3 separate regions of the Homo sapiens genome follow, and regions 2 and 3 are each linked to region 1. A link is a loop called in an ENCODE intact Hi-C map of the cell type or tissue named here. Cell type or tissue: dorsolateral prefrontal cortex. All regions are shown on one strand. Links, peaks and the distances in the headings refer to the core of each region. The heading gives the core; the rest is flanking DNA.

What was found. Hi-C counts contacts between places; a loop is a spot of excess contacts. Peaks named below come from ENCODE experiments on the same cell type or tissue, not always from the same donor. Only the 100,000 strongest peaks of a DNase experiment are listed, where the experiment ranks them.
Region 2: it touches region 1 in a loop (2.4-fold over the local background); 2 of 110 quality-filtered maps call a loop at or near these places.
Region 3: a loop joins it to region 1, with 2.9 times the contacts of the local background. A loop is called at or near these places in 8 of 110 quality-filtered maps.

The regions. Positions count from the first base shown.
Region 1 is chr19:46,751,105-46,761,529 of GRCh38, reverse strand. FKRP (fukutin related protein) reads right to left here. Exons shown (of 4, transcript NM_024301.5): 4 at 2,955-6,118. The coding sequence starts at 6,079. The coding sequence ends at 4,592. Among named protein-coding and RNA genes, the nearest start is that of STRN4, 9.9 kb to the right of the region's middle. RefSeq lists a silencer at 1-78. In dorsolateral prefrontal cortex, for the core only: CTCF peaks have their summits at 3,836, 4,052 (motif pointing left) and 7,536 (motif pointing right); a DNase peak (open chromatin) is centred at 4,039; H3K27ac peaks cover 1,838 bases.
Region 2 is chr19:47,125,491-47,135,915 of GRCh38, reverse strand. SAE1 (SUMO1 activating enzyme subunit 1) reads right to left here and starts at 5,081. Exons shown (of 9, transcript NM_005500.3): 1 at 4,888-5,081. The coding sequence starts at 4,985. RefSeq lists enhancers at 1-589, 4,761-5,000, 4,693-5,307. In dorsolateral prefrontal cortex, for the core only: CTCF peaks have their summits at 4,877 and 5,076 (motif pointing left); DNase peaks (open chromatin) are centred at 4,423, 5,085 and 5,702; H3K4me3 peaks cover 2,308 bases; H3K27ac peaks cover 1,483 bases.
Region 3 is chr19:47,030,191-47,040,615 of GRCh38, reverse strand. It overlaps NPAS1 (neuronal PAS domain protein 1), which reads right to left. Exons shown (of 12, transcript NM_002517.4): 4 at 8,265-8,338; 5 at 7,884-7,973; 6 at 4,487-4,652; 7 at 1,465-1,580; 8 at 1,052-1,209; 9 at 66-172. Among named protein-coding and RNA genes, the nearest start is that of TMEM160, 13 kb to the left of the region's middle. RefSeq lists an enhancer at 8,380-8,881 and a silencer at 9,806-9,907. In dorsolateral prefrontal cortex, for the core only: CTCF peaks have their summits at 4,441, 4,646 (motif pointing left), 8,007 and 8,208 (motif pointing right); DNase peaks (open chromatin) are centred at 4,114, 4,655 and 8,221; H3K4me3 peaks cover 1,448 bases; H3K27ac peaks cover 2,762 bases.

The DNA.
Region 1 (10,425 bases), core at 998-8,997:
ACAAAAAGGACTTTGTACGTACAAGAGAGAGATTTTTGGCCAGGGTTTTCACCTCCAAGTAAGGCTAAAATTTAGTTGGTCTGAACTAGTATGGAAATACTGTTCTTTCTTGTTTGTTTTTGAGACAGAGTCTCGCTCTGTCACCCAGGCTGGAGTGCAGTGGCATGATCTTGGCTCACTGCAACCTCCGCCTCCTGGGTTCAAGCGATTCTCCTGCCTCAGCCTCCTGAGTAGCTGGGACTACAGGCGCCCACCACCATGCCCGGCTAGTTTTTGTATTTTTAGTAGAGACAGGGTTTCACCATATTGGCCAGGCTGGTCTTGAACTCCTGACCTTGTGATCCACCCACCTCGGCCTCCCAAAGTGCTAGGATTACAGGCGTGAGTCACCATACTTGGCCAATACTGGTTGTTAAAATACTGAAATACTTCTGACTGGATAATAATAGTACAAGAGTAGTTGAGAAAGCACTGAAATTCAATACATATTTGAATAAAAATGAATTAGTTCAAGTTAATTGTGACAGATCTTTGTCATATCATAACTTAGGTGATAATAAGGATTTTTGTTTTTTTGAGACAGGGTCTCACTCTGTTGCCCAAGCTGGAATGCAGTGACATGATCATGGCTCACTGTAGCCTTGACCTCCTGGGCTCAGGTGATCCTCCCACCTCAGCATCCTGAGTAGCTGGGACTGCAGGGGTGCACCACCACGCCCAGCTAATTGCTGTATTTTTAGTAGAGACATGGTTTTGCCTTGTTGGCCAGGCTGGTCTTGAACTCCTGGCTTCAAGTGATCTGCCCGCCTCAGCCTCCCAAAGTGGTGGGATTACAGGCATGAGCCACCCCGCCTGGCCCCTAGTCTGGTCTTGAACTCCTGGGCTCAAGCAATTCACCTGCCTCGGCCTTCCAAAGTGCTGGGATTAATGGTGTAAACCACCACGCCCTGCTCAATTTTTGAAATGTTTTGTAGAGATGAGGGTCTCTCTATGTTGCCCAGGCTGGTCTCGAATTCCTGGCTTCAAGCCATCCTCCTGTCTTGGCCTCCCAAGGTGCTGGGATTACACTATGCCTGGCCTAAAATATTTTAAAAATTTGATGCATACATTGACATATACTAATTTATATTACAGTACCAGTGGCAAAACATTTTGAATATTACCCTTCCTTCGTGAATGTCCAATGAGACATCTGGAAGCTGCATGAGACAAGGGATGATGCTGTACTGTGTGGAGATTCCTGAATATTACAAGACATCTGCATCCCTGGACCACGTCTGCCAAGAGCCAAGAGCAGCTTCCAGTCATGATGATAATGCAAATCATCCCCATGCATTCCAGAATCCTCCCTGTGGACCTGCCAAGTCTCTTTGTGAACCATTTTTGGGTTCAGTGGTTAAAAGCAGGGGTTGGGTTACAAGAAGTCAGGCTTTGGATGTCTGAGCCTCAGGAGACTCGGCCAAACAGTAATCTTCTCTTGCTGGTCTATGAAGCCTCCTCCTCCCAGGAATGTACAATTGTGAAATATTACCAATCTCCCCAGTTTACAGGTTCAGAGAGGCAGCGACTTGTCTGAGAGTACAAAGAAACCAAGTGGCCAAGCCAGGATTCAAACCCAGCCAGACTCTGGGCCCCTTTACCGCGAACACACTCCTGTGGGAGGAGCGATCTCATTGCTTCCACTTCCCAAATGCAAGGTGGGGGCGCAGAGACAGAGTCAATAGAGGCCCTGGGAGAAGGTGGCAGCACTGGGAAACCCGGTCCTCTCCAACCTCAAGCCCATGTCTTTTCTTTTTTTCTTTTTTTTTGTGGGGGGATGGGATAATGCTCTGTTGCCGAGGCTGGAGTGCAGAGGTGCAATCAGAGCTCACTGCAGTCTTGATCTCCTAGGCTTAAGCAATCCTCCTGCCTCAGCCTCCCCAGTAGCTAGGACTACAGGTGCATGCCATTATGCCTGGCTGATATGGTTTGGCTGTGTTTCCACCCAAATCTCATCTCGAATTGTAGTTCTGATAATCCCCATGTGTCGTGGGAGGGACTGGGTGCGAGGTAATTGAATCATGGGGGCAGTTACCCCCATGCTATTCTCGTGATAGTGAGTTCTCATGAGATCTAATGGTTTTATAAGGAACTTTCCCCTTTTGCTTGGAACTTCTTCTTCCTGCCATCACAAGATGTGTTTGCTTCCCCTTCTGCCATGATTGTAAGTTTCATGAGGCCTCCCCAGCCGTGCTGAACTGTGGGTCGATTAAACCTTTCCTCCTTTATAAATTACCCAGTCTCAGGTAGGTCTTTATTAGTAGCATGAGAAGGGACTAAAACAGTGGCTATTTTTTTATTATTTTGTAGAGACAGGGGATCTCGCTATGTTGCCCAGGCTGATCTTGAACTCTTGGCCTTAAAGGATCCTCCAATTTTGGCTTCCGAAAGTACCGGGATTACAGGCATGAGCCACTGTGCCCAGTCCTTGCTTATTTTTAACATTTTGCCTCTTATTTATTATTTTATTTTTTTGAGATGGAGTCTTGCTCTGTTGCTCAGGCTGGAGGGCGGTGGCACAATCTTGGCTCACTGCAAGCTCCGCCTCCCGGGTTCATGCCATTCTCCTGCCTCAGCCTCCTGAGTAGCTGGGACTACAGGTGCCCGCCACCATGTCCAGCTAATTTTTTGTATTTTTAGTAGAGACGGAGTTTCACTGTGTTAGCCAGGATGGTCTCGATCTCTTGACCTTGTGATCCGTCCGCCTTGGGCTCCCAAAGTGTTGGGATTATAGGCGTGAGCCACCATGCCTGGCTTTATTTATTATTTTTAATTGACAAGAGTCTTGCTCTATTGCTCAGGCTGGTCTCGAACTCCCGAGCTCAAGTGTTCCTCCTGTCTCAGCCTCCCAAAAGTGTTGGGATCACAGGCGTGAGCCACCACGCCCGGCCAGCTTTTTTTTTTTTTTTTTAACCCGTGGTCTTGAATGCTGGGTGCTCACACCTGGGTGTGCAAAAGTCATTGGGATGAGGCAAGAAACATAAAAAAAACCCTATTCATATTCATAATTTTAAAATGGAATAATTTAAGCTTTATTACTAACATACAGATAATAGTATCTGTATATATTTATAAATAAATATACACATATTGGGAATACATGCCCAAATACCATTTATTCTTAGGTGCATAATCAAATAAGGAAGGCTGCCATTGCTTTCACCTGCTAAGTGGGTCTCCAAGCCCCTCTTGGGGACCATGACTAGAGAGGGGCATAGTGGGTAAGACAATTGTGGGCTCCAGAGCCTGACCACCTGGGTTCAAGCCCCCGATCTGCCCCTTCCTAAGCTGCCTGACCTTGAGCAAGTGACTTCACGATTCTGGCCTCAGCTTTTTCATCTGTGTAATGAAAATAATAGCAGCTGTCACTTCAGAGGGCTGAGGTGAGGGACGCATTAGTTGATCCAGGTGAAACACTGAGAATGGTGCCTGGTACCCAGTAGGTGCTCAGTGAGTGTGAGCTATGGTTATTGTCTACACTGCCGTGCAAGTGGGGAATTAGGTGCAGACAGCTGAAATAATGAGGTATTAGTCATGAGTGGAGCTGCGATTCAGAAGTCGGTTCTTTTTCTTTTTTAAAAATAGAGACGGGGTCTTGGCATGTTGCCGAGGCTGGTCTCAGACTCCTGGGCTCAAGCGATCCTCCCACCTCGGCCTCCCAAAGTGCTGGGATTACAGGCGTGAGCCCCCGCGCCCGGCCCAGCACCCGGTTCTCGACCACAGCCGCACCTCGGAGCTCTGAGCATTTCCTCCTCTGCAAGACTGAAATACTTCTATTCAGTCTTGAATAGAACAGTTAAGAGTAGCATGCAGGTCACAGGGCTCTCCCAGGAGGGAAGGAGGTCGCAGTCCAAAAGAAGGGGAGGTGGTCACTGCTGTCCGCCTCCCACAGGGGCTTGGAGAGAAGTCCAAAGGCTCAAGAGAGTAGATGGCTATGGAACACAGGCCCTGGGCGTACTGTCGCCCGGGCAGCCACAGTGGGCCACCAGGAGCGGGACCGGCGCGCCCTCTAGTGGCGGAAGCAACCCCTGCAGCCAAGGGTCCCGCATCCTGGAAGCAACTGAGGCACAGAGAGACTGCGACGCCCCCCCAGGCCCACCTGGCTCCGAAGCGATAGAGCCAGGATTTGAATCTCGCCAGTCTGGCTCCAGAGCCTGCACTGTTTCCAAAACTCTGCCCCTGCCCTAGAGCGCAGGGCTCTCGGAATCTTGGGCAGAACACTTTTTTCGGGTCTGGGGCTGTGCTGGGCCCTGCGGGACGGCGTGACATCCCCGTCTCCCTCCATGACTGAGATGACCCAGGATGTCCCCACGCATATCCACGGCTCCCAGTGGGCATGACCATTTGATAAATCTGGAGGTCGCTTCCCATCCTCGTCCTGGTGCTCTCCTCCTGCCAATGCCAGCCTTCTCTCATGCTCTCCTTAGAATTTCTTTCTTGGTCAGTTTCCCCCTTCCCCTCTCCGCGACATCCCTCCACCCCTCACCGCTCACACAGAGCTTCTCCACATCCAGACAGACCCCCGAAAAACAAAGGCGAGGTTATCAGGGCTTCAGCCGCTTCCCGTCAGACTCAGCAGTGCCGGGTTGGGGTACTGGGGGTTCTCGATGACCCCGGGCCCGAACTTGAGCTCCAGGAAGCGGCGGTAGTTGTTAGGCGCCTGCGCCACGAAGCCGGCAAAGGGCAGGGGCACCAGCGGCTGCAGGAAGTGCTCGGGAAACTCCACATCCTGCCGGTGGTCCAGCCACGTGTCCTTGGTCATGACGCCATTGCGGGGGTAGAAGGGCCACAGGTCCACGTGCAAGTGGTTGCTTTCGCTGTACTGCACGCGGAAAAAGTCGCCCTCGACCGCCTTCTCCCATACGAAGCCGCGCTCATCCACCACCGAGCCGGCCTCTGCCCCCCGCAGCTGCTCGCAGTTGCCCACGTCCTCCAAGTAGATGCCCAGGTCCACGTCGTAGTCCCATGGGATGATGTCCCCGTGGCGGGCGGCCCCCAGCAGTGAGCCGCCCTCGAGCCAGTAGCGCACGCCCGCAGCCTCCAGCACGCCCACCACATAGCGGGCGGTCTCGCGCAGCGCGCGCAGGCAGCAGGGGGGCGTCCAGCGCTCCTCGTAGAGGTAGGCGGGCGTGTCGCCCACCACGGTTCCGAAGCAGCGCGTGGTCTCCTTGTTGCAGCCGAACCACTCCAGCCGCCCGCCTTCCCAGCTCACTAGGCGGATGCCCAGCGCGCGGAGCAGCGCCGCCCGCCGAGCGCGTCCCTCGCGCTCAGCCTTCCAGCGCGCGTGGGCCGTGGCCAGCGGGGGCTGGCGCGCCGCGGCGAAGGTCAAGTCCAGCAGCTGCACCGCCCAGCCGCGAAGGGCGGTCTGCAGAAAGAGGCTGGTGCCCACCGGCCGGGCCAGGGGCGCCGAGAGGTTGAAGAGGTCGCGGGCGCGCAGGAGCACCACAGCATCTCCGTCCAGGGCGTCGCAGCGGGGCGCGGCGGGGGCTGCGCCATAGCGGGCGGTCCACTCTCGCAGGCTGACGTTCAGGGCCAGGCACCTGGCAGGGTTGGCCGTGGCAACCGGGGCGGCCACCAGACGTGCGCTTCCTGCGCGGAGCGCCTCCACCATGCGCTCCAGCAGGCCAGGTGCCTCAGCCCGCGCCCCATCAGGTACTAGGGCCACAAACTCGGTGGCCACGTAGGTCTCCGGGCGCGAGGCTGCGGCTGGCCGGTCCAGGGCGGGCTGGAGCAGCGCCAGACGCACGTTGGGGATGCGGGGCAGGGCCAGGGGCGGGTAGGGGAGCGTGTCGGCTGCCACCACCACGGGCTGGGCTGGGTCTTGCTGCAGGAAGGAGTCTACCAGCTCGGGCACCGCGTTGTCAAATGCCTCGAACTCCCGCACCAGGACGGTGACACGGGGGCCGGCAGCAGAGGCACGACGGGGCCCCCGGGCCCGGGAATTCCTAGGCTGGTGCTGCAGCCACGAGACATAGAAGAGGACCAGAAGGTTGAGGGTGATGGCGGCCGCCAGGGCAGCCTGGCAGCGGGTGAGCCGCATGGGGCCGAAGTCTGGGGCTAGCTGGGCCTCCGGGGCATCCTGGGGGAGGGGGACGAAAGGGAAGGCAGCAGCTGATTGTCAGAACCACCCCCTTCTGCCACCCTCAGCCTTGCCCCTTTCTACAGCTCTTTCTCAATTCCCTTTCTTTTCCCTATTTGGTTTCAGCTTTGACTTCCCCTTCTCCAGGAAGCACTCCCTGACCTCCCAGTCTGGGCCATGCACCAACTCTGGGTGTCCTCAGAATTTTTTTTTTTTTTTTTAAACAGAGTGAGTCAAACTAATAGAAACATAAAGTAGAATGACGGGTGCCAGGGGTTGCAGGCAGGGGGGAATGGGGAGTTGTTTGATAAGTACAGAGTTTCAGTTTGGGAAGATGAAAAGGTCCCAGAGGTTTGTTGGCACAACAGTATGAATGCATTTAACACTACTGAACTGTGTGCTGAAAAATGGTTAAGATGGTACATTTAATGTTATATATACTTAATCAGAATTTAAAAAAAATTTTAAGTGGGGTGCTGAAAAATATAAATGAAAAAAAAAGGTTAGGCTGGGCGCGGTGGCTTATGCCTGTAATCCCATCACTTTGAGAGGACAAGGCAGGTGGATTACCTGAGGTCAGGAGTTTGAGACCAGCCTGGCCAACACGGTGAAACCCCATCTCTACTAAAAATACAAAAGTTAGCTGGGTGTGAGGGCGGGTGCCTGTAAGCCCAGCTACTCAGGAGGCTGAGGCAGGAAATCGCTTGAACCTGAGAGATGGAGGTTGCAGTGAGCGGAGATGGCACCATTGCACTCCAGCCTGGGCAACACAGCGAGACTCCGTCTCGAAAAATAAATAAATAAATAAATAAACAAACCAATTTAAAACAAGAAAAACAAAACAAAAGTGGGGTGGGCCAGGTATGGTGACTCACGCCTGTGATCTCAGCAATTTGGGAGGCCAAGGCAAGAGGATCACTTGAACCTGGGAGGTGGAGGTTACAGTGAGCCGAGATGGCACCGTTGCACTCCAGCCTGGGCAACAGAGTGAGACTGTCTCAAAAAATAAATAAATAAATAAATAAATAAATAAATAAAAATTAAAAAAAAAAAAGAAAAAACAAAAGTGGGGTGGGCCAGGTACAGTGACTCACACCTGTGATCCCAGCAATTTGGGAGGCCAAGGCAGGAGGATCACTTGAGTCCAGGAGTTCGAGACCAACCTGAGTAACATAAGGAGACTTCATCTCTACAAAAAATAAAAAATTAGCTGGGTGTGGTGCTACTCACCTATGGTCCCAGCCACTCAGGATGCTGAGGTGGGGGGATGGCTTGAGCCAGTGAGCCATGATCATGCCACTGCACTCAGCCTGGACAAGAGTGAGACCCTGTCTCAAAATACCCAACAACAACAAAAAACTGGGGTAGCTTGCATCAAAAGAGGCTGCCAACCTTAGGACACTCCCCTCCACATTCATTGGCCACACCCTCAAGCACCAGATGGCGCTGTCTCCTTGTCCCCACCGAGACTGAAGATTTGGCTGGCCGGTCTCCAGCACAGGTGGTATAGCTCTGGGTTCCAAGCAGATGATCAAATAATTTCCCCATGAAGGCTTTTTGTAGGTTTCTGCCCTTCCTAGAGAGAGGGGGCATCCAACTAACCTCCCTATGTCCTAAATCCTCTGTCCCCTCCTCCCCATTTCCACAGCTCCCTCCTCAACCAGGTCCACCCACATTCCCATCCAACCTCCCCCTGGTCTCCTGGCAATTCCTCTCCCCGTGATAGCCAGAGGAGTCTTCCTAAAGCACAAGTTGGACCTCTCCTTCCCCTGCTCTGAACTTGCCATGGCTCCCAGTGCCCAGGGGAGAAAGTGGAAGCTGCTTCTGACATTCCCCTTGTCTGCCCCCCATTCCACCCTCATCTCTTGCCATGCTTTCCCCAACCTGTATGTTTAAGTCACCCTGAACATTTTCTCAAACTGCTCTTATTTCTTTTCTTTTCTTTTTTTTTTTTGAGATGGAGTCTCCCTCTGTTGCCCAGGCTGGAGTGCAGTGGCAGCTATCTCATCTCACTGCAACCTCTGCCTCCCGCGTTCAAGCGATTCTCCTGCCTCAGCCTCCTGAGTAGCTGGGATTACAGGCATGCGCCACCACACCCGGCTAATTTTGTATTTTTAGTAGAGACGGGATGTTGGTCAGGCTGGTCTCGAACTCCTGACCTCAGGTGATCCACCCGCCGTGGCCTCCCAAAGTGCTGGGATTACAGGCGTGAGCCACCGCGCCCAGCCAAAAACAATTTTTTTTTTTTTGAGACGGAGTCTCACTCTGTTGCCAGGCTGGAGTGCGGTGGTGCGACTGGCTCACTGCAACCACCGCCTCCAGGGTTCAAGCGATTCTCTTGCCTCAGCCTCCTGAGTAGCTGGGACTACAGGCGCGTGCCACCATGCCCGGCTAATTTTTGTATTTTTAGTAGAGACGGGTTTTCACCATGTTGGGCAGGATGGTCTCAATCCCTTGACCTCATGATCTGCCTGCCTTGGCCTCCAGAAATGTTGGGATTACAGGAGTGAGCCACCACACCCAGCCAAAATATATATATTTTTTAAACGGACAGCGTCTTGCTCTGCTGCCCAAGCTTGAGTGCAGTGGTGCAATCACGGCTCACTGCAGCCTCGAATTCCTGTGTTCAAGCCATCCTCCTGCCTCAGTCTCCCGAGTAGCTGGGACTACAGGCATGCAATACTGTGCCTGGCTAATTTTTCAAACACATTTTTGTGGAGACTGGCTCCCACTATATTGTCCAGGCTGGTCTCGAACTCCTGACCTCAAGTGATCCTTCCGTCTCGGCCTCCCAAAGTGCCAGGATTACAGGCGTGAGTCACCATGTCCTTTCTAATCTTTAGAATCCTGGAATTGCCTTCTGGACCTTAGATTGATTCTTCCTTCCTTCAATCCTTCAACATCTATTTGTTGAACTCCTACAACATGCCAGGCACTGTTCTAGGCACTGGAGAGAGAGCAACAGATGCTCAGAGACAGACAACATTCCTGCCCTTGTGGAGCTCCCATTAGTGCAGGGGCAGGAACCTTTGCAACCACAGAACCTCAAGCCCTTCAAAATCTTAGAGTTTAGGTACATAGGAGCTCCGAACACACATGAGATGGTTAGTCTGCATATCCTTGAAGGTCACAGCAAGAGACTGTCTTCCCGCTTCTGTTCCTGTGGTCTGTTCCTCATTCAGCACCTCGAGAGATCCTGTCACAACTCACATTTCATCCTGTCCTGGCTCTGCTCAGGCCCTTCTGTGGCTGGCACCTCGCAGGAAAAGCCAAGGTACTCAATGTGGCCCATAAGGCCCCGCGTGATCTTCCATCCTTTCCTACTCACTCACTCAGCTCTAGGAACATTGGCCACCAACACCATCTTTCAAACACACCTGGGACACTCCAGCTGCAGAACTGCCTGTTGCCTCTGTCTGAGTGTTCTTATCCCAGATAGCCACAGGCGATCCACCCCACTGCGCCGGCCCCCACCCCCATCACTCCAATGTCACCTTCCCATAACCTCTTCCTTTGGCCATCCTATTTAAAAATGCATCTTGGTGGGCTGGGCATGGTGGCTCATGCCTGTAATCCCAGCACTTTGGGAGGGCGAGGTGGGCAGATCGCCTGAGGTCAGGAGTTCAAGACCAGCCTGGCCAACATGGTGAAACCCCATCTCTACTAAAAATACAAAAAATTAGCCAGGCGCGGTGGCGGGCGCCTGTAGTCCCAGCTACTCGGGAGGCTGAGGCAGGAGAATGGCGTGAACCCGGGAAGCGGAGCTTGCAGTGAGCCGAGATTGTGCCACTGCAGTCCGCAGTCCGGCCTGGGCGACAGAGCAAGACTCCGTCTCAAAAAAAAAAAAAAAAAAAAATACAAAAAAGTTAGCTGGGCATGGTGACAGGCGCCTGTAATCCCAGCTACTTGGGAGGCTGAGGCAGGAGAATTGCTTGAACCCAGGAGGCAGAGGCTGCAGTGAGCTGAGACCATGCCATTGTACTCCAGCCTGGGCAACAACAACAAAACTCTGTCTCAAAATAAGTAAATAAACAAAAAAATGCATCTTGGCCAGGTGCAGTGGCTCACACCTGTAATTCCAGCACTTTGGGAGATTGAGGTAGGCAGATCGCTTGAGACCAGGAGTTTCAGATCAGCCTGGACAACATAGTAAGATGCCATCTCTACAAAAAATAAACAAAACTAACTGGATGTGATGGCTTGCACCTGTAGTCCCAGTTACTTAGGAGGCTGAGGTAGGAGGATCACTTGAGCTGGGGAAGTCAAGGGTGCAGTGAGCTGTGATGGCGCCACTGCACTCCAGCCTG
Region 2 (10,425 bases), core at 1,430-9,429, 370 kb before region 1:
AGGAGAATGGCGTGAACCTGGGAGGCGGAGCTTGCAGTGAACCAAGACTGCGCCACTGCACTCCAGCCTACTCCAGCCTAGGCGACACGGCGAGACTCCGTTTCAAAAAAAAAAATAGAAATTGTGGTACAAAGGCTGGGCATTGCTGTTCACGCCTCTAATCCCAGCACTTTGCAGGGAGGCAGGAGGATTATTTGAGCCCAGGAGTTGGAGACTAGCCTGGTGAAACCCCACCTGTACTAAAATATTAGCTGGGCTTGTGACACGTGCTATAGTCACAACTACCGGGAGGCTGAGGTGGGAGGATCACCTGAGCCCAAGAAGTCAAGGCTGAAGTGAGTTGTGATCACACCACTGCACTCTAGTCTGCGCGACAGAGAGACCCTGTCTACAAAAAAAAGGGAATGAGATCCTGTCATTTACAACAACAGGGAGGGCACTGGATGTTATTATGTTAAGTGAAATAAATCAGGCACAGAAAGAAAACTTTGCACGCTGTCACTTATTTGTGGGAACTAAAAAAATTAAAACAATTGAACTCATGCAGATAGTAGACTGAGGGTTACCAGAGGCTAGGAAGGGTAGTGGGGGGTGGAGGGGAAGGAGGGATGACTAATGGATACAAAAATATAATTAAATACAATGAATAAGATACAGTATTTGATAGCATAACAGGGTGACTACAGTCAACAATAATTTGTTGTACATTTCAAAGCAACTAAAAGAATATAATTGGATTGTTTGTAACACAAAGGATAAGTGCTTAAGGTGGTGGATACCCCATTTACCCTGATGTGATTATTACCCATTGTATGCCTGTATCAAAGTATCTCACATACCCCCAAAATGTATACACCTACTATGTACTCACACAAAAAAATTTTTAATTTCTAAAAACCTCGGCTGAAAATGGACAAAAAACACTTTAATAAACTCTCTAAGACTGTCTAAAAATAGAGTACAAATTACAAACAACCTCTTCCCTCCCTCCTGCAACCCCCAGCCAATCCTTTTCATGTTCTCCACCAAATTTGGTACAGCTCCACTCCCTCAGAATAATTCCTACCTCCCACAAATTCCATGCCCTGACCCTGACTTGTCCCTTAGGTCATCTCCCACTCAGAGGCCCCCATCCATTCTTCACTGCTTCTCAGAAAAATCATCCCCATCCCTCTGAAAGTTCCCTAACTACATTCCAGTTTAAACCTCACCAACTTTGCCCCACTTCAAACAAAGCTATCTGCTGCCGCAAACCCCTTCGATTAACCCTTCCAGTACCTTAGAATCCCCTCCCCAACCCTTTAGGATCTCAGAACACACCAAGCTTCCTCAAAGTTTCCTCCAACTCACATAAATCCTCTTTCCACTCCATCCAGAAAATAGCAGTCCCTAAAATCAATGCAGTCCACCTATGTCCAGAGGCACATTCTCATCACTTAATTCCCAATCTATTCCAGGTGCCTTCAACCCTCCCACCAATGTTAATGCCTCATGATGACATCCCCCCACCCCATCAAAGAAGACCCCACAGATCTGAAATGAGCCTGAGGTAATTCCCATCCCACCACTGCACCCTCTAAAACCTTCTGAAAGCTCCCACCCCCTCAAACTAAATTCTCCTGACGTGTCTGCCTCCCCAACCCCTCCATTAATTCTATACTCTGTACTCACACAATACCCACCATCACCCAAATTTTACCTCTGAACTCAACCCCTCACATATTTCTACTTAGTTGTATAAAAAAACAAATCTGAGGCCGGGCATGGTGGCTCACACCTGTAATCCCAGCACTTTGGGAGGCCGAGGCAGGTGGATCACGAGGTCAGGGGTTCAACACCAGCCTGACCAACACGGTGAAACTCCGTCTCTACTAAAAATACAAAAATTAGCTGGGCATGGTGGCGGGCGCCTGTAATCCCAGCTACTCGGGAGGCTGAGGCAGGAGAATTGCTTGAACCTGGGAGGCAGAGGTTGCAGTGAGCCGAGACCATGCCACTGCACTCCAGCCTGGGCGACAGAGTGAGACTCCGTCTCAAAAAAAAAAAAAACAAACAAAAAAAACAAATCTGAAACCTAAAAGAGAACTGACTCTTCCCCGACCCCACCAAACCTACAGCTCTCCATATCTTTCAAAATGGCAATTCCATCGTTCCAGGTAGGTGCTCAAGCCAAAAACAGTGGTGTCATCCTGGACTTCTGCCCCAAATTCTGTTCCCTCTTCTACCTTCAAAATATATCCAGAATATATTTATTTGACCCCTTCTCTTGAGTTTCAAGCCACCAATATTTTTATCTCAACTGGATTACTGCAACAGTCCAGCCAGAATCTTTACTTCCATTTCTGACCACTTTAACCTATTCTGGAGCGATCATTTTAAAACACAAACCAGGCCAGGCCGCAGTGGCTCACGCCTGTAATCACAGCACTTTGGGAGCCCAAGGCAGGCGGATCACGAGGTCAGGAGATCGAGACTATCCTGTCTAACATGGTGAAACCCCGTCTCTACTAAAAATACTCAAGATTAGCCGGGTGTTGTGGCACATGCCGATAGTCCCAGCTACTCAGGAAGGTGAGGCAGGAGAATCGCTTGAACCTGGGAGGCGGATTCACTGCAATGGCAGTGAGCCGAGATCGTGCCATTGCACTCCAGCCTGGGCCACAGAGCAAGACTCCGTCTCAAAAAACAAACAAAAAACAGATCATGTTACTCCCACACTCAAAACACTCCAACAGGTTTTCCCACACACTTAGAATAAAAGCTACTCCTCAAATCATTTGGTTCCTGCCACCTTATTTCTCTAATTTGACAATCATGCCTGGGCCTCTGGGAATTTGCACTTGCTGTTCTCTTAGCTAGGAAAGTTCTCCCAGATGACCACAGGGCTCTTTCCCATATAAGTCTGAGGCTCAATGTTACCTCTTCAGAGCCCTTCCCTGGCCAACCTATCAAAACAACCCTCTCACTTCACCATCCTTTAATAACTGACACATATACACACGCTTGTGGATTTTTTTTTTTTTTTTGAGACGGGGCCTCACTCTGTCACCCAGGCTGGGGTGTAGTGGTGTGATCATGGCTCACTGCAACCTCCACCTCCCAGGGGCTCAGGTGATGCTCCCACCTCAGTCTCCTGACAAGCTGGGACTATAAACTTATGTCACCATGCCTGGCTAATTTTTGTATTTTTTTGTAGAGACTGGGTTTGGCAACATTACCCAGGCTAGTCTCAAACTCCTGGGCTCAAGAGGTCCCCTCCCCCCAACTCAGCTTCCCAAAGTGCTGGGATTACAGGTGTGAGTCACTGCGTCCAGGCTAAGTAAAAATATTGATCAATGAGGCCAGGCATGGTAGCTCATGCCTGTAATCCCAGCATTTTAGGAGTCTGAGATGGGGGGAGATCTCTTGAGGCCGAGGATCGCTTGAGCTTGGGAGTTCAAGACCAGTCTGGGCAACATGGCAAAACCCCATCCTACAAAAAAAAAAAAAAACAAAAATTAGTCGGATGATGTGGTGGGGCACGCCTGTAGTCCCAGCTACTTGGGAGGCTGAAGAGGGAATATCCCTTGAGCCTTGGAGGTTGAGGCTACAGTGAGCTGTGATCCCACCACTGCACTCCACTGGGCCACAGAGAAAGAAAAAAAAAAAAAACAAGCTGGGCACAGTGGCTCACGTCTGTAATCCAACCACTTTGGGAGGCTGTGGCGGGCAGATCACTTGAGGTCCGGAGTTTGAGACCAGCCTGGCCAACATGGTGAAAACCCATGTCTACTAAAAATACAAAAATTAGCCAGGCATGGTGGCGCGAGCCTGTAATCCCAGCTACTCAGAAGACTGAGGTGAGAGGAAGTCTTGAACCCGGGAGGCCAGAGGCTGCAGTGAACCGAGGTCACCCAACTGCACAAAACAAAAGACGTCCTGGCGCGGTGGCTCACTCCTGTAATCCCAGCACTTCAGGAGGCCGAGGCGGGTGGATCACTTGAGGTAAGGAGATCGAGACCAGTCTCGTCAATATGGCGAAACCCCGTGTCTACTAAAAATACAAAAATTAGCCGGGCGTGCTGGCGGGCCCCTATAATCCCAGCTACTCGGGAGGCTGAGTTAGGAGAATCGCTTGAATCCGGGAGGCAGAGGTTGCAGTGAGCCGAGATCGCGCCACTGCCCTCCAGCCTGGGCGACAGAGAGAGACTATCTCAAAAAAAAAAAAAAAAAAAAAAAGAATTCCCTAAGCTACTCCACAATGCCCAAACTACGTCTCCTGTCCTATCAAGACACAGCCCCATACCAAACACAAGCAACCTTTTCGGGAGCCTACGGCCGTCCCCCTCCAGCCTCTCCGAGCCTCTCAAGATTCCCATTTGAGATAACTTGCTCCAAAACTCCTCAAAACCCGCATTCTCTCAGACTGGCCCGCCCGTGAGCTCCCACAAGAGTGTAAGCTCCCGTCTGTCCGGTTGGCCAGTCCAGTCTCCCCTGTGTGCAGCACGGAACCAGGTCCCATACCCTCGAATGAATGAACTGCGTCCCTCACCTCACCCTTTCCACGTATCCCCAGCCCCTCTTATCCCCTAACCGCGATCAAACCCCACAATCACCGCTTTCGGGCCTCGGATTTCCTGAGTTTGAATTCTCCCGCTCTCTCAGGACTCCCCAACGCCCCCTTCAGAGCTCCCATCCTTCGGAACGGCCCTCCCAACCACTTCCCAGACCTTCCAGAAACATCCCCAATCAACTCCTCCAGTCCCCCCAAGAGAGAGACGATCCCAGAGCACAGAATTCCCGCCTCCTCCCTTCAAATCACACCTTCCCGCTCCTTCCGGGCCGCAAACGCCTCAGAATAGACGCCCCCTCCAGACCCTAGCGGCCTCAAGCCGCGCCGGCCCTGACCGTTTCTGGGCCTCCAGTCCCCACAGGCGGATCTGCCGGTCATACTGTGCCGCCTCCTCCTCGCTAATGCCGCCGCCAGCCTCCTCCTTCTCCACCATGGCGCCGGCTCTTCCTGCCTCAGCTCCGGTCCCGCTCAAGCCAACCGCCCGCCGGACCCGCGCGCCACCTACCGCCGCCGGCAGCACGCCCGGAGTGCTTCTGCGCATGCGCAGACCCTCCCACGCCTGCGCAGTACCTCGTCCGCGGAGCCTGGGACCAAAAGTACCTCACGAGACTCAAAGGCGATCCGGCGACTGCATGTCACGTGACGGAGGGTCCAACCAATCCTAGCCCCAAAAATGGCGCGGCTTAAGGCCCCGAGGGCGTTGCCCACGTGGTCACTTATGTGGCACTTAAATTCTGCAAATATTTAAGGAGTGCATACTGAGATCCCAGCAATAGGGATGTTGTAAAATAACGGTATTGAGTGAAATCGACAAAGCCCTGTCCTCATGGAGTTTACGATCCAGTGAGAAAAGCCCGAAGAGAAATAAATATAAACCCAGCGATGATAAATGCTTTGGAGAAAAATAAAGCAGGACATGGGGCTACAGAGTAACAGGGGTGGTCAGGGAAGGCTTATCAGAGGTGACATTGAACTGTCAATTTTTTTTTTTTTTTTTCATAGAGATGGGGTCCCTCTGTTGCCTAGGCTGGTCTCCAACTCCTGGCCTCAAGCCATCCTCCCGCCTCTGCCTCCCAAAGTGCTGGGATTACAACCATGAGCCACTGTGCCCAGCCTTTCATGTCCCTACTATGTGTTGCACTTTGTGCCCAGCCCTGGACATACAATAATAATAAAAATGAACACATCTCTGCCTTAGAGGCAGTCACGGCCCAGTGGGAGAGAGGAGCGTTAAGAAAACAGGAATAGGCCAGGCACGGTGACTCGCACCTGTAATCTCAGCACTTCGGAAGGCCAAGGCAGGCAGATTACTTTAAATCAGGAGTTGGAGACCAGCCTGGCTAATGTGGTGAAATCCCGTCTTTAGTAAAAATAAAAAAATTAGCAGGGCATGGTGGCTCACACTTGTAGTCCCAGCTACTTGGAAGGCTGAGGTAGGATAATTGCTTGAATCCGGGAGGCGGAGGTTGTAGTAAGCCAAGATCATGCCTCTGCACTCCAACCTGGGTAACAGAGCAAGACTCTGTAAAAAAAAAAAAAAAAGAAAGAAAGAAAGAAAGGAAGGAAGGAGGGAGGGAAAGAGAGAGGGAAAGGAAGGAAGGAAGGGAAAAAAAAAAAAAACCAGGGATGGCCCCAGGTGGTCAATATAGGGAAACGCTATCTCTATTAAAAATACAAAAATTAGCTTGGTGTGGTGGTACTGAGTCTATAGTCCCAGCTACGTGGGAGGCTGAGGTGGAAGGATTTCTGATGTTAGAATCATAGGCTTTTTGGCAGGGCACAGTGGCTCATGCCTGTAATCCCAGCACTTTGGGACGCCAGGGAGGGCAGATCACGAAGTCAGGAGTTCGAGACCAGCCCGGCCAAGATGGTGAAACCCCCATCTCTACTAATACTAAAAAATTAGCCGGGCGTGGTGGCACACGCCTGTAGTCTCAGCCAATTGGGAGGCTGAGGCCGGAGAATCGCTTGAACCTGGGAGGCAGAGGTTGCAGTGAGCCAAGATCCTGCCACTGCACTCCAGCATGGATGACAGAGACTCCCGTCTAAAAAAAAAAAAAAAAAAGCCACCATGCCCACCTAACTTTTGTATTTTTAGTAGAGACAGGGATTGCACCATGTTGGCCAGGCTGGTCTCGAACTCCTGAACTTGTGATCCACCCGCCTCGGCCTCCCAAAGTGCACGGATTACAGGTGTGAGCCACCATGCCTGGCGGAATCATAGATTTTTATTTAAGAATTGCTTAGGCCGGAGGTGGTGGCTCACGCCTGTAATCCCAGCATTTTGGGAGGCAGAGGTGGGCGGATCACGAGGTCAGGAGTTCGAGATCAGCCTGGCTAACATGGTGAAACCTTGTCTCTACTAAAACTACAAAAAATTAGCCGGGCGTGGTGGCAGGCGCATGTAGTCCCAGCTACTGAGGAGGCTGAGGCAAGAGAATAGCATGAACCTGGGAGATGGAGCTTGCAGTGAGCCGAGTTCGCGCCACTGCACTCCAGCCTGGGCAACAGAGCAAGACTCCGTCTCAGAAAAAAATAAATAAATAAATAAATAAATAAATAATAAGAATTGCTTAGCGCCCGGCATGGTGGCTCATGCCTGTAATCCATGCGCTTTAGGAGACTGAGATAGGAAAATCACTTGAAGTCAGGAGTTCATGACCAGCCTGGGCAACATGACAAGACCCCTGTCTCTACAAAAAAAAAAATTTTTTAATTAGCTGGGTGTGGTGGTGCGTGCCTGTAATCCCAGCTACTTGGGAGGCTAAGGTGGAAGGATCCTTTGAGCCCAGGCGTTAGAGGCTGCAATGAGCTATGATGGCACCACTGCACTCCAGCCTGGACAACAGACCTTGTCTCAAAAAAAAAAAAAAAAAAAAAAAAGCTTAAGATATTTTTCAGATCCTGAATTCCAGCAAAACAGCTGATACCAACCAGTGTGAAGACCCCGCAGAGGAACCAAATCGACAGGAGAATAGAGTTTCTTCAACTCCCTGTTTCATTACTTCACCCTGCACACTTCAACCAACCAATGACCTCCACACTTCAACCCACTCCAAAACCCTTAAAAAGCCCCGAACTCCCTGGGGAAGTGGATTCGTGGTTCCTTCCATCTCCTCTCTTGGTTTTCAGTGGCCCCTATGATTAAACCTCTTTCTCTGCTGCAACCTGGGGTCTCCTACTATTGACTTGCTGCAAGCATTGGGGGGAAGGACCTATTATGATGGAAAAGCTTTCAATAGGCCAGGCACTGTGGCTCATGTCTGTAATCCCAACACTTTGAGAGGATCACTTGAGGCCAGGAGTTTGAGGCTGTCAAACACAGCCAGACCCCGTCTCTACAAAAAAATATAAAAATTAGGCCGGGCACAGTGACTCATACCTGTAATCCCAGCACTTTGGGAGGCATGGACGGGAGGATCACCTGAGGTCAGGAGTTAGAGACCAGCCTGGCCAACATGGTGAAACCCCATCTCTACTCAAAATACAAAAATTAGCCGAGTGTGGTGGTGTGCGCCTGTGATCCCAGCTACCCAGGAGGCTGAAGGCGGAGAATCACTTGAACCCGGGAGGTGGAGTTTGTAGTGAGTGGAGATCTTGCCATTGCACTCTAGCCTGGGCAACAGAGCGAGACTCTGTCACAAAAATAAATAAATAAATAAAATAAAGATTAAAAATTAAAGTTCTGATTCCAAAGTTTTTTGCACTTTGGTGTGCCACTTCCTAATCTCCGGGGAAAATGCCAGTTACAAGATCAAATAACCACTTTGTGCAGGAAACGACATTTAGAATTCAGAGAATGACCCAGCTGCAAAGGGCTGTGTCAAGTATCTTTTAGATAAGCCTCTGAAAATAAAGTGCTGTTTAGTTGCCTTATATTATTAAAGGAAAATGTACATGGATTATAGAAAGAAAAATAGAGGCCAGGCACGGTGGCTCATGCCTGTAATACCAGCACTTTGGGAGGCCGAGGCGGGCGGATCACCTGAGGTCGGGAGTTCGAGACCATCCTGACCAAAGTGGAGAAACCCCATCTCTACTAAAAATACAAAATTTTAGGCATGGTGCCGCATGCCTGTAATCCCAGCTACTTGGGAGGCTGAGGCAGGAGAATCGCTTGAACCTGAGAGGTGGAGGTTGCAGTGATCCGAGATTGTGCCATTGCACTCCAGCCTGGGCAACAAGAGCAAAACTCTGTCTCAAAAGAAAGAAAGAAAGTAATCCTGGGCTGGGCGCGGTGGCTCACGCCTGTAATCCCAGGACTTTGGGAGGTCAAGGTGGGTGGATCACAAGGTCAGGAGTTCGAGACCAGCCTGGCCAATATGGTGAAACCCGGTCTCTACTAAAAATACAAAAAAATTAGCCAGGCGTGGTGGCACATGCCTGTAATCCCAGCTACTCGGGAGGCTGAGGCAGGAGAATTGCTTGAATCCGGGAGGCAGAGGTTGCAGTGAGCTGAGATCGCGCCACTGCACCCCGGTCTGGGTGACAGAGCGAGACTCTGTCTCAAAAAAAAAAACAAAAACAAAACAAAAAAGAAAGTAATCCTGAAGGTCCATGGCATATAGTAATTCGTAATTGGTTAGGGAGTGACCCAGTGACCCAGGTTCTTACCTGTGACTATGCCATAACTCTTGTAAAATGATCACTTTGTTGGCCAGGCGCGGTGGCTCACGCGTGTAATCCCAGCACTTTGGGAGGCAGAGGCGGGCGGATCATGAGGTCAGGAGATCGAGACCATCCTGGCTAACACGGTGAAACCCCGTGTCTACTAAAAATACAAAAAATTAGCTGGGCATGGTGGCGGGTGCCTGTAGTCCCAGCTACTCGGGAGGCTGAGGCAGGAAAATGGTATGAACCCAGGAGGCAGAGCTTGCACTGAGCCAAGATAGCGCCACTGCACTCCGGCCTGGGCAAAAGAGCGAGACTCCGTCTCAACAAAAAAAAAAGAAAAGAAAAAGAGCCCTGAAAATAAAGCTAATTGCTGCATAAATTATTTTCTCCTGTACTTGCAGACTCATTGAAGGTCTAAAAGTGTCTCCCTTTCCTCTCTTCACTTCTACTTTTTATAGTTTCTGGGAAAAATTAAATGTGATGGTATAGTCTCATGTTTGGAAATATGCATCCTTTTAAAAAAACATTTTTATTGGCTGGGCCCGGGGGCTCACACCTATAATCCCAGCACTTTGGGAGGCCGAGGCAGGTGGATCACAAGGTCAGGAGATTGAGACCATGCTGGTCAACATGGTGAAACCCTGTCTCTACTAAAAATACAAAAAAATTAGCTGGGTGTGGTGGCGCATACCTGTAGTCCCAGCTACTTGCGAGGCTGAGGCAGGAGAATGGGTTGAACCTGAGAGGTGGAGGTTGCAGTGAGCTGAGATTGCGCCACTGCACTCCAGCCTGGCAACAGGTCAAGACTCCCTCTCAAAAAAAAAAAAAAAAAGACATTTTTATTGAGGTGAAATTCACATAATATAAAATTAGGCAGCATTTTGAAGTGCACAATTTAGTGGCTTTTAGTACTTTCACCATATTATACAATCACCACCTCAATCTAGTTGCAAAACATTTTCACTATCCCAAGAGTGGTGGCATAAGTCTTAAATGGCCAGGAGTCAACTATGATTTTGCTATGTAAACAATTTCAAAAGAACTGGAATAGTTCAGTGTTACAGCTTAGCATAATTTAGTATAAACAGTCCTTTCCCCACTTTTTAAGTGCTATCTGAGCTTTATTCATTAGGTGATTATTAATTAGGAATGCTATATTGTAGAACATCTTGGCATGTCTGGTCCTTGTCCTCTAATCCCAGTAACAAACCCTTCACCATTGTGACGATGAAAAAAGGTAAGTTTCCAAATTCTCCCAA
Region 3 (10,425 bases), core at 1,367-9,366, 280 kb before region 1:
CAGGGAGTGGGATGCTCGGGTCTGGGGGGTGGTAGGCAGGCTTGGTGGGTGGAGGTGGGTCTCACAGTCCACGTGGCTCTGGCGGATCCTCGTGGCGTCCTGTCCGTGGACAAACTGGTAGCAGCTGCGGCCCACCAGCTCTGAGGGCCCCAGGTCCATGTGGTCGCTGACTCTGGGGGGTGACAGAGAAGAGGGGAGGAGTCCAAGACCACGGGGTTGGGGGAGAGGCAGAGTTGGCTCCAGAGTCCCCTGGGGTTCACACCCTTGCTGTAAAATGGGTGCAATAACAGTGTTGGCAGGCGCGGTGGCTCACACCTGTAATCCCAGCACTTTGGGAGGCTGAGGCGTGTGGATCACTTGAGGTCAGGAGTTCGAGACCAGCCTGCCTAAGATGGTGAAACCCCGTCTCTACTAAAAATACAAAAATTAGCTGGTTGTGGTGGTGCACGCCTATAATCCCAGCTACTTGAGAGGCTGAGGCAAGAGAATCACTTGAACCCGGGAGGTGGAGGTTGCAGTGAGCTGAGATTGCGCCACTGCACTCCAGCCTGACAGAGTGAGACTCCATCTCAAAACAAACAAACAAACAAACCACAAAACAGTGTCTCTCCCGGGGCAGCTGCGAGTATTCGCGTGGATGCTAGTGGCAAGGCCCTAGGCACCCTGGACACCTCAGAGCATGGGACTATTTCAGCACTTAATTTGCCTCCACTGCGGGATGCAGGAGAGGAAATGGATGAGAGATGAAAGACCAGAGAAATGAGAAATGAAAGACCAGAGACGGGCCAAGATCTGCAGCCCCAGAAGGAGGGCCCGGACCCAAGACACAGCCCCTCTTCCATCCCCGAAGGCACCCCTGGGCTAGGCCTCCGCCCTGGTCCCCTGCCTTCCCTCCCTTCTCCCCATCACCCTGTCCCATCCATTGCTGTTCCGCCTCCCATGGCTCCCCAGTGCCCTATCCTGCAGACCCAGCACTCCCTCTGACTCCCCATGTACCCCCAGATCTCCATTGTGCCCCCAATCCACCCGCCACAGCCCCCAACCCCGGTACCTGCTCTCACAAGCAAGGATGGTGAGACCCAGGCTGAGACGGAAGACGATCATGTGTCCATGGAGTGGCAGCTCAGCCAGGGGGGCCGGGGGCAACGTGTGCCCGAGGGCCACAAGGCCCAGGGCGTGGGCCCGAAGGCGCCCAGTCACGTGGATGACCTGCTGGTGGTGGGCATGGTTGGAGGAGGGACAAGGCGGGCCAGTGGGGGCAAGAGGACCATCACTGGGCTGGGTTCCCTCTGTCCCCCACAGGTGCTGGAGGACTGGACACTGTGTGACCCCCCCAGTCCCATTCCCAGACCCAGTTCCCTAAGCCACCTGCAGCCAGTGAAGCCACCAGCCTGGTTCCCTCGGTCACCCTCAATCTGGGGACATGGCTGCCTGGAATACAGGAGCCTGACTGCTCACACCCACCTTGTACCCTGAGGCCTTGACGTGCAGCCCCCTCTTGGTGAGCGTGGATTTCATGCGGACAAAGAAGGAGCGCTCCTGGACCAGGGAGGAGGGGGGCACCTTGGTGAGGCTGGCCTCTGGGACAGAGAGTGAAGGAAGGTTATGGGGTCCTGAAGAGGAAACACACAGGCCACCCTGACCCTTGCAGAGCCAGCCGGACATAGACACAAGATGTCCGCTGGGCCACGGCCGCACTCAGAGGCATGCCTGATGATTTTGAAAGCTCATGGGGACAGTATGTGGGCTCCCCTATGTGGCAGCCATCCGCATCCTTTCTTTTTTTTTTTGAGACTGAATATCACTCTGTTGTCCAGGCTGGAGTGAATGGCGCAATCTTGGCTCACTGCAACCTCCGCCTCCTGGGTTCAAGTGATTCTTCTGCCTCAGCCTCCCAAGTAGCTGGGATTACAGGCACATGCTACCATGCCCGACTAATTTTTGTATTTTTAGTAGAGACGGGGTTTTGCCATGTTGGCCAGGCTGGTTTTGAACTCCTGACTTCAAGGGATCTGCCCTCCTTGGCCTCCCAAGGTGCTACGATTACATGTGTGAGCCACCATGTCTGGTCCCATCCATGTCTTTTTTTTTTTTTTTTTTGAGCTGGAGTCTCGCTCTGTCACCAGGCTAGAGTGCAGTGGCACGATCTCGGCCTACTGCGACCTCCGTCTCCCCAGTTCAAGTGATTCTCCTGCCTCAGCTTCCTGAGTAGCTGGAATTACAGGCACGCGCCATCATGCCCAGCTAGTTTTTGTATTTTTAGTAGAGACGGGGTATCGCCATGTTGGCCAGGATGGTCTCAATCTCTTGACCTCGTGATCTGGCCGCCTCGGCCTCCCAAAGTGCTGGGATTACAGGCGTGAGCCACTGCGCCTGGCCCCATCTACGTCTTTCTAATGCTCAAACGTGCCTCCACCCTCCCCTGCTCTGAACCTGCCATAGCTTCCTGAGGCCTTGAGAGGAAAGCCCACCTCTCAGGACCCATCCTCCAGGTCTCAGCACAGACTTCTCCTCCTCCAAGAAGCCCTCCCTGACCCTCAGGCTGGGTCAGCCATCCCCTCTGGGTTCCCCTATCCCAGCCCTGCCCCATCTGGGTTGCCACTGTCTGAGGACAGGTTGGTCTCCCCTCACTGGACTGGGAGCCCCAGGTGGGTGGGGCTGGAGCTGTCATGGTCACTCCTATGTCACCAGGACAGGGGCTGGCCCAGAACAGGGGATTGGGGAATAGCAATAAATAAGACTCACAAATCCAGATCCTTCTGTAACCCCTACAAAACGGTCTTAAAAATATGCTCACACACAGATGACCCTGTGCCTAAAACTCAGGTACAAACACAGTCCCACTCCCCAACAGCCTGCACGTGTTGCAGACTTCGCCCCACGCTTGCAAGCACAGCTGATGTCTCAGATGTTTTTGGTGTTAAGCAAACCCAAGATTGGAAAATCCTATTTACAGGATAGTTAGCCTCATAGGCCCCCAACATCTCAGAGCTAAAAAGAGCCGGCAGGGTAATCTGCAGCACCCTCCCTCCCATACACAGTGGGAGTGGAAATTTCCACTGGAGAGAAGGGTTAGGCGTGCTGACCCCGGAACAGACAGACCTGGGCTAGAATCCAACTCAATCACTTATAGCTGTGTGACCTGGGGGCAATTAACTTAACCTCTCCGCGCCGTGCCTCAGTTTTCTGATGTAAAATGGAGATAACACTTCTTGCATTGTGGGCCTGCGCTTAGGATCTAATGCAATTTTTTTTTTTTTTTTTTTTTTTTTTTTTTGGAGACGGAGTCTCACTCAGAGTGCAATGGCCTGATCTCGGCTCAGTGCAACCTCCACCTCCCAGGTTCAAGCGATTCTCCTGCCTCAGCATCCTGAGTATCTGGGATCACAGGCACCTGCACCACGCCCGGCTAATTTTTGTATTTTTAGTAGAGATGGGGTTTCACCATGCTGGCCAGGCTGGTCTCGAACTCCCGACCTCAGGTGATCCGCCCACTTCGGCCTCCCAAAGTGCTGGGATTACAGGCGTGAGCCACCGCACCCAGCCTTTTTTTTTTTTTTTTTCCAGACACTGGCTCTGTCACCCGGGCTGGAGTGCAGCAACGTGATCTCCTCACTGCAACCTCTGTCCCCAAGGCTCAAGCCATCCTCCCACCTCCCAAGTAGCTGGGACCACTGGCATGTGTCATCATGCCCAGCTAATGTTTTTTTCTTTCTTTTGTTGTTGTTGTTTTTTTTGGAGACAGTCTTGGACTCGCCCAGGCTGGAGTGCAGTGGCACAATCTCTGCTCACTGCAACATCCATCTCCTGGGTTCAAGTGATCCTTCTGCCTCAGCCTCCCGAGTAGCTGGGACTCAGGCACCCCCCACCATACCCAGCTAATTTTTTTTTTTTTTTTGTATTTTTAGTAGAGATGGGGTTTCACTATGCAAGCCAGGCTGGTCTCAAACTCCTGACTTTAGGTGACCCACCCGCCTCGGCCTCCCAAAGTGCTGGGGCTACAGCTTTGTGCCACCACTCCTGGCCTTTTTTGTAATTTTTGTAGAGATGAGGTTTCACTATGTTGCCCAGGCTGGTCTCCAACCGAGCTCAAGTGATCCGCCCCCCTGGGCCTCCCGAAGTGCCGGGGTTACAGGCGCGAGCCGCCGCGCCCGGCCCTAACGTAATTATGTAATGTGATTGTGCACTTACAGACACAGCCGGTGTATATTCCCAATAAGCCTGCCTTGTTATTTACCTAAGCCTCTCCCAACTCCTTTCAGCAGCCAGGGGGGTCTTTCTGTAGCTCGAATCTTTGGGAGTTTGGCAAGCTTAAGGAACCAAGTCTCACCGCCTCAATTTATACTCCGATTCCTTTTGCAAAGATTCGTTCTACACAGTTCTAACTTCACTGCTATTTGTATAAACGCGGCATGGCTGGATACAGTACAGCGGGCGTCCCCCGATCTACCCTCAGACTTCATTCTTTAGGAGCCCTTAGAATTACCGATCTCGGGGGTATCTGCAAGCGAAGAGGAAGAGGAGGAGGAAGAGGAGACGGAGGGCGGGGTTGGGGGGCCGGGCGTCGGCGTCCGCAGCCCCAGTTGCTCCAGCACCTCTGAGTGGTCCCCAGGGTGAATGTAGTCGAAGACGCTGCTGCCCGTCATCTCCACCTGCCGGCGAAGGAGGGGAATGCAGGGGGCGGGTGAGGTGCGCGCGCAGTAACTCGCTCGCCCTCTGGGCTCAGCCTTGCCTCATTTGCCTGCACGCAGGTGCGCTTCATGCCAGTGTGTTTTTTTAAGAAAAGAAAAAAACAAAAAACAATTACCTTTCAAACGGAAGATACAAACTTAGACTCTTCTCGCTTCATACCCAGTGATTAGTAAGGATTTTTCCCCGCCCACTCTATTAAGGGGCTGTGTGTGGGAGTGGGGCGTGGGTGGGAGGTGTCAGAACCTCCGTTTACCCAACTCCTGCTTACTCACTACCACCCCCATACAGCAAACAACTGTGCCCTGGCATGAATCACTGGGTGTCCCAGCAGGAATGAGATTCAAGATACAAACAGGGGAGTGGTTTTTAAGCTCTTAAAGAGTTAGAGCTTTTCAATCAGACACTTTTACATTCAATTCTACCCGTAAATCTCTCTCCTAGCAGTCCCCTTCTCTCCCTGCCTCCCTCAATGCAGGCCCCCATCTTCTCCCCACTGTGTTTCTGCCCCCGCGTCCTCACTGGTCTTCTGACCTACAGTTCAAAGATGCCTCTGCAAGTTACTTACCTGACCACCATGGCTGCCATGACTCCCATTGCCCCTCAGCTTGGAGGTCACATGCTTCCCTCAGTCCGTTATCCCTCTGGGCTCCGCCCCCTCATTAAATCCTCCCCCACGCCAGCTTCAACAGCTTCAAGCCTTTCCTTCTTCTTCTTCTTCTTCTTCTTCTTCTTTTTATTTTTTTAGACGGAGTTTTGCTCTTGTTGCCCAGGCTGGAGTGCAATGGCGCGATCTCGGCTCACCGTGACCTCTGCCTCCCAGGTTCAAGCAATTCTCCCGCCTCGGCCTCCCAAGAAGCTGGGATTACAGGCATGTGCCAACACACCTGGCTAATTTTGTATTTTTAGTACAGACGGGGTTTCTCCATGTTGGTCAGGCTGGTCTCAAACTCCCGACCTCAGGTGATCTGCCCGCCTCAGCCTCCCAAAGTGCTGGGTTTACGGGCATGAGCCACCGCGCCTGGACTTTTTTTGTTTTGTTTTGTTTTTGAGATGGGGTTTTGCTCTCGTTGCCCAGGCTGGAGTGCAATGGTGCAATCTTGGCTCACTGCAACCTCTGCCTCCTGGGTTCAAGTGATTCTTCTGCCTCAGCCTCTGGAGTAGCTGGGACTATAGGCATCTGCCAGCACACCCGGCTAATTTTGTATTTTTAGTAGAGACTGGGTTTCGCCATGTTGCCCAGGTTGGTCTCGAACTCCTGACCTCAGGTGATCTGCCTGCTTTTGCCTCCCAAAGTGCTGGGATTACAGGCGTGAGCCACCACACCTGGCCAAGCTTTTCCTCCACTCTTCCTCCCTCCCGTCCTCTTGTCCAAATTCCCCTCCTTTTGGTGTCTTCCTCCTCCAGGAATCTCACTGAAAAGGTACTCACAAGTTGCCAATGCACTGAATTTCCTAAATTTCCTATTTGTGAAAAATATTTGTAAAAATGATCAAAGTTGATAGCAATTTGTATTGGAGGGACTGGCAAAGCTTAAGGTGCTGTGAGATGCCAGGGCTCCAAGGATGGGGCTTTCAGTAGGTCTTCCTGCCCTTTTTTTTTTTTTTTTTTTGAGACGGAGTTTTGCTCTTGTTGCCCAGGCTGGAGTGCAATGCCACGATCTCGGCTCACTGTACCCTCCACTTCCTGGGTTCAAGTGATTATCTTGCCTCAGCCTCCCGAGTAGCTGGGATTACAGGTGTCTGCCACCACGCCTGGCTAATTTTGTATTTTTTGTTTTTTAGTAGAGAGACGGGGTTTCTCCATGTTGGTCAGGCTGGTCTTGAATTCCCAACCTCAGGTGATTTGCCTGCCTCGGCCTCCCAAAGTGCTGGGATTACAGGCGTGAGCCACCGCGCCCGGCCCTTTTTTTTTTTTTTTTTTTTTTTTTTTTTTTTTTTTTTTTTTTTTTAAGGCATAGCCTCACTTTGTTGTCCATGTTGGAGTGCAGTGGCTTCATCATGGCTCACTGCCACCTTGACCCTATGGGCTCAAGCGATCCTCCCATCTCAACCTCCTGAGTAGCTGGGACAACAGTGTGCCACCATGCCTGGCTAATTTTTAAGTTTTTTTGTAGAGATGGTGGGGGTGGGGGTGGTGGGGTGTCTCACTATGTTGCCCAGGCTGGTTTTGAATTCCTGGCCTCAGGTGATCCTCCTGGCTCAGCCTCCCAAAGTGTTGGGATTACAGGCATGAGCCAGCGTGGGTGGCCTCTAAACCTTTAAAATTGTTAAGAAGAAACAAGTGTTGGCAAATATGGTGCATCTGGCCCGCCAGTCATTGGCAAACTGATCTTTCAGTGAACCTGCTTTCCTCAGATCTACTTGTTACTTTAATAGCCCCCTCAGGCTGGGCGCGGTGGCTCACGCTGTAATCCCAGCACTTTGGGAGGCTGAGGCAGGCGGATTGCCTGAGATTGAGAGTTCAAGACAAGCCTGACCAACATGAAGAAACCCTGTCTCTATTTAAAAAATACAAAGTTAGCTAGGCGTGGTGGTGCATGTCTGTAATCCCAGCTACTCGGGAGGCTGAGGCAGGAGAATCGCTTGAACCCAGGAGGCAGAGGTTGCAGTGAGCTGAGATCGTACCATTGCACTCCAGCCTGGGCAACAAGAGGGAAACTCCAACTCAAAAAAAAAAAAATAGCCCTCATCAGCCAGGACAGTGGCTCACACTGTAATCCTAGCACTTTGGGAGGCCGAGGCAGGTGGATCACGAGGTCAGGAGATCTCAACCATCCTGGCTAACATGGTGAAACCCCATCTTTACTAAAAATACAAAAAGTTAGCCGGGTGTGGTGGGCGCCTGTAGTCCCAGCTACTCAGGAGGCTGAGGCAGGAGAATTGTTTGAACCCGGGAGGTGGAGGTTGCACTGAGCGAAGATCGCACCACTGCACTCCAGCCTGGGTGATAGAGCGAGACTCCGTCTCAAAAACAAACAAACAAACAAACAAAAAACAATAGCCCTCCTCTGCCTTCAAGGATGAACCATGCTGGGTGCCATGTGGGGTGCCAAGGAACACACTTTGGGGACCACAGAGATCCAGTCCATTTTTCTTGCTGCTATGGTGAGACCAGGAGAGAGGAAGGATATGCATAGGCCTGGCAAGGGAGATGGTGGCTGAGCCAATCCAGGTCCACTGGGGGTCCCTTACCTGTGAGAGACCCAGATAGATGGAGACTGTCTCTGAGATGTAGAGGAATTTTCCTTCCTGGTTCAAGGCGAACACAAAGCCATCCAGGGACTAGAGCCGGGAGAGACAGGGAGGGGGAAGGAGAGGACCCGGTGTCCCTCTGTCCAGCCGCCAAGTGGTAAGAGGTTCTGAAACCTGGGTCTCCACCTGAGGTGGACTGTTTTGGTGGGGAGGGGGCTTCAGTGGTCCTCGGAAGGGGCAGGGAGTGGAGGGATCTTGAGCATTCGCCTTCCCAGTCCAGGTACCCCCCACAATAGATGGATGCTGAAGAGGCTGCTGTTCTCCAGAGGCGGCCGCTAGGTGGTAGCAAGGAGCGGCAGGCAGGGAAGGGGCCTCACTCACCTGCAAGATGTGACCTCCCAGGTGCTGCTCGAAGACTTCGGAGACCAGCGCTGCGGGGCCGCGGCGGCCTGGGGCTGGGGCAGATGGAAGGATGAAGCCTGTTAGTCTGGCTGACCCTGCCCAGGGCAGGTCCCCCGGGAGCCAGTCTACAAACCTCCCTCTCTTCCCCTAAGGCTTGTAGACATCTTGGGGTATCTGGGCACCCATGGGGGAGAGACCTGGGGCGTGGGACACACAGGTGGGTGGGACAGTGAGTGACAGACTGACTCACAGAGACAGACGGGCCAGGGGGTGCATAGAGGGACTCATTCATTCATCCACCCATTCACTCACAAAAGCTCCCTGAATACCTACCCTCCCTATGTCCTGCACTAGGCATTGCTGGGAGTGCAACGGTGACCAGGACAGCCCAGCAACCCCTGCCTCCTGCTGGGCTCTCAGACCAGGGGCAGTTGAACAGCAAGCAAGAAACTAACATCTCTGCTTAGGGATCCCATAAAAATAAATAAATAAGAAACCAACAGGCTGGGCGAGGTGGCTCACACCTGTAATCCCAGCACTTTGGGAGGCTGAGGCAGGCAGATCACAAGGTCAGGGGTTCGAGACCAGCCTGGCCAATATGTTGGATCCCCATCTCTACTGAAAATACAAAAATTAGCCGGGTGTGGAGGTGGGCGCCTGTAGTCCTGGCTACTCGGGAGGTTGAGGCAGGAGAATCGCTTGAAACCGGGAGGCAGAGGTTGCAGTGAGCCGAGATCATGCCACTGCACTCCAGCCTGGATGACAGTGCGAGACTCCATCTCAAAAAAAAAAAAAGAAAGAAAGAAAAAAGAGAGAAAGAAAAGAAACCAACAGGCTGGGCGAGGTGGCTCATGCCTATAATCCAAGCACTTTGGGAGGCCGAGGAGGGTAGATCACTTGAGGTCAGGAGTTTGAGACCAGCCTGGGCAACATGGTGAAACCGTCCCTACTAAAAACACAAAAAAATTAGCTGGGCATGGTGGCGTGGGCCTGTAATTCCAGCTATTTAGGAGGCTAGGTAGGAGGATCGCTTGAACCTGGGAAGCGGAGGTTGCAGTGAGTCAAGATCGCGCCACTGCACTGCAGCCTGGGCAACAAAGTGAGACTCCGTCTGTTTAAAAAAAAAAAAAAAAAAAACACACACACACAAAGAAACTAACAAATATGGAATTACCCTTTGTGGCCAGTGCTATGGAGAATGAAATAGGTGGTGCAAAATGGAGAGTAATGGAGTTAGGGCTGTTGAAGGAGGGGACATTTGAGCAGACCTGAAGGATGAGAAGGAGGCAGAGAGGAGACTGAAAGACAGAGACAGAGGGATATAAAGGAATAGAAAGAGATAGAGATTCTACAACTCAACAACAAAAAGACAATTCAAAAATGGGCAAAGGGGCCCAGTGTGGTGGCTCACGCCTGTAATCCCAACACTCTGGGAGGCCAAGGTGGGTGGATCACCTGAGGTCAGGAGTTCGAGACCAGCCAACATTATGAAACCCCATCTCTACAAAAATTAGCTGGGCATGATGGCGGGTGCCTATAATTCCAGCTACTCGGGAGGCTGAGGCAGGATAAATCGCTTGAACCCAGAGGCAGAGGTTGCAGTGAGCTGAGTTAGGGCCATTGCATTGCAGCCTGGGCGACAGAGTGAGACTCTGTCTCAGACAAAAAAAAAAAAAAAAAAAAAAAAAAAAAAAGGCAAAGGGCCAGGCACGGTGGCTCATACCTGTGATCTCAGCACTTTGGGAGGCTGAGGTGGGAGGATTGCTTGAACCCAAGAGATCAAGACCAGCCTGGGCAATGCAGTGAGACCCCCATCTCTACAAAAAATATATTTTTAAAAATGGGCAAAGGACTTGAATAGATACTTCTCCAAAGAAGATACACAAATGGCCAATAAGCACATGAAAAGATGCCCAACATCATTAGTCACTAGGAAAATGAAAATCAAAACCACTATGAGACACCACTCCACACCCGCTAGGATGGCTAGCATCAAAAAAGTAGAAAGTGGCCAGGCGCCGTGGCTCATGCCTGTAATCCCAGCACTTTGGGAGGCCGAGGCGGGTGGATCACAAGGTCAGGAGTTTGAGACCAGCCTGGCCAACATGGTGAAATCTTATCTCTACTAAAAATATAAAAA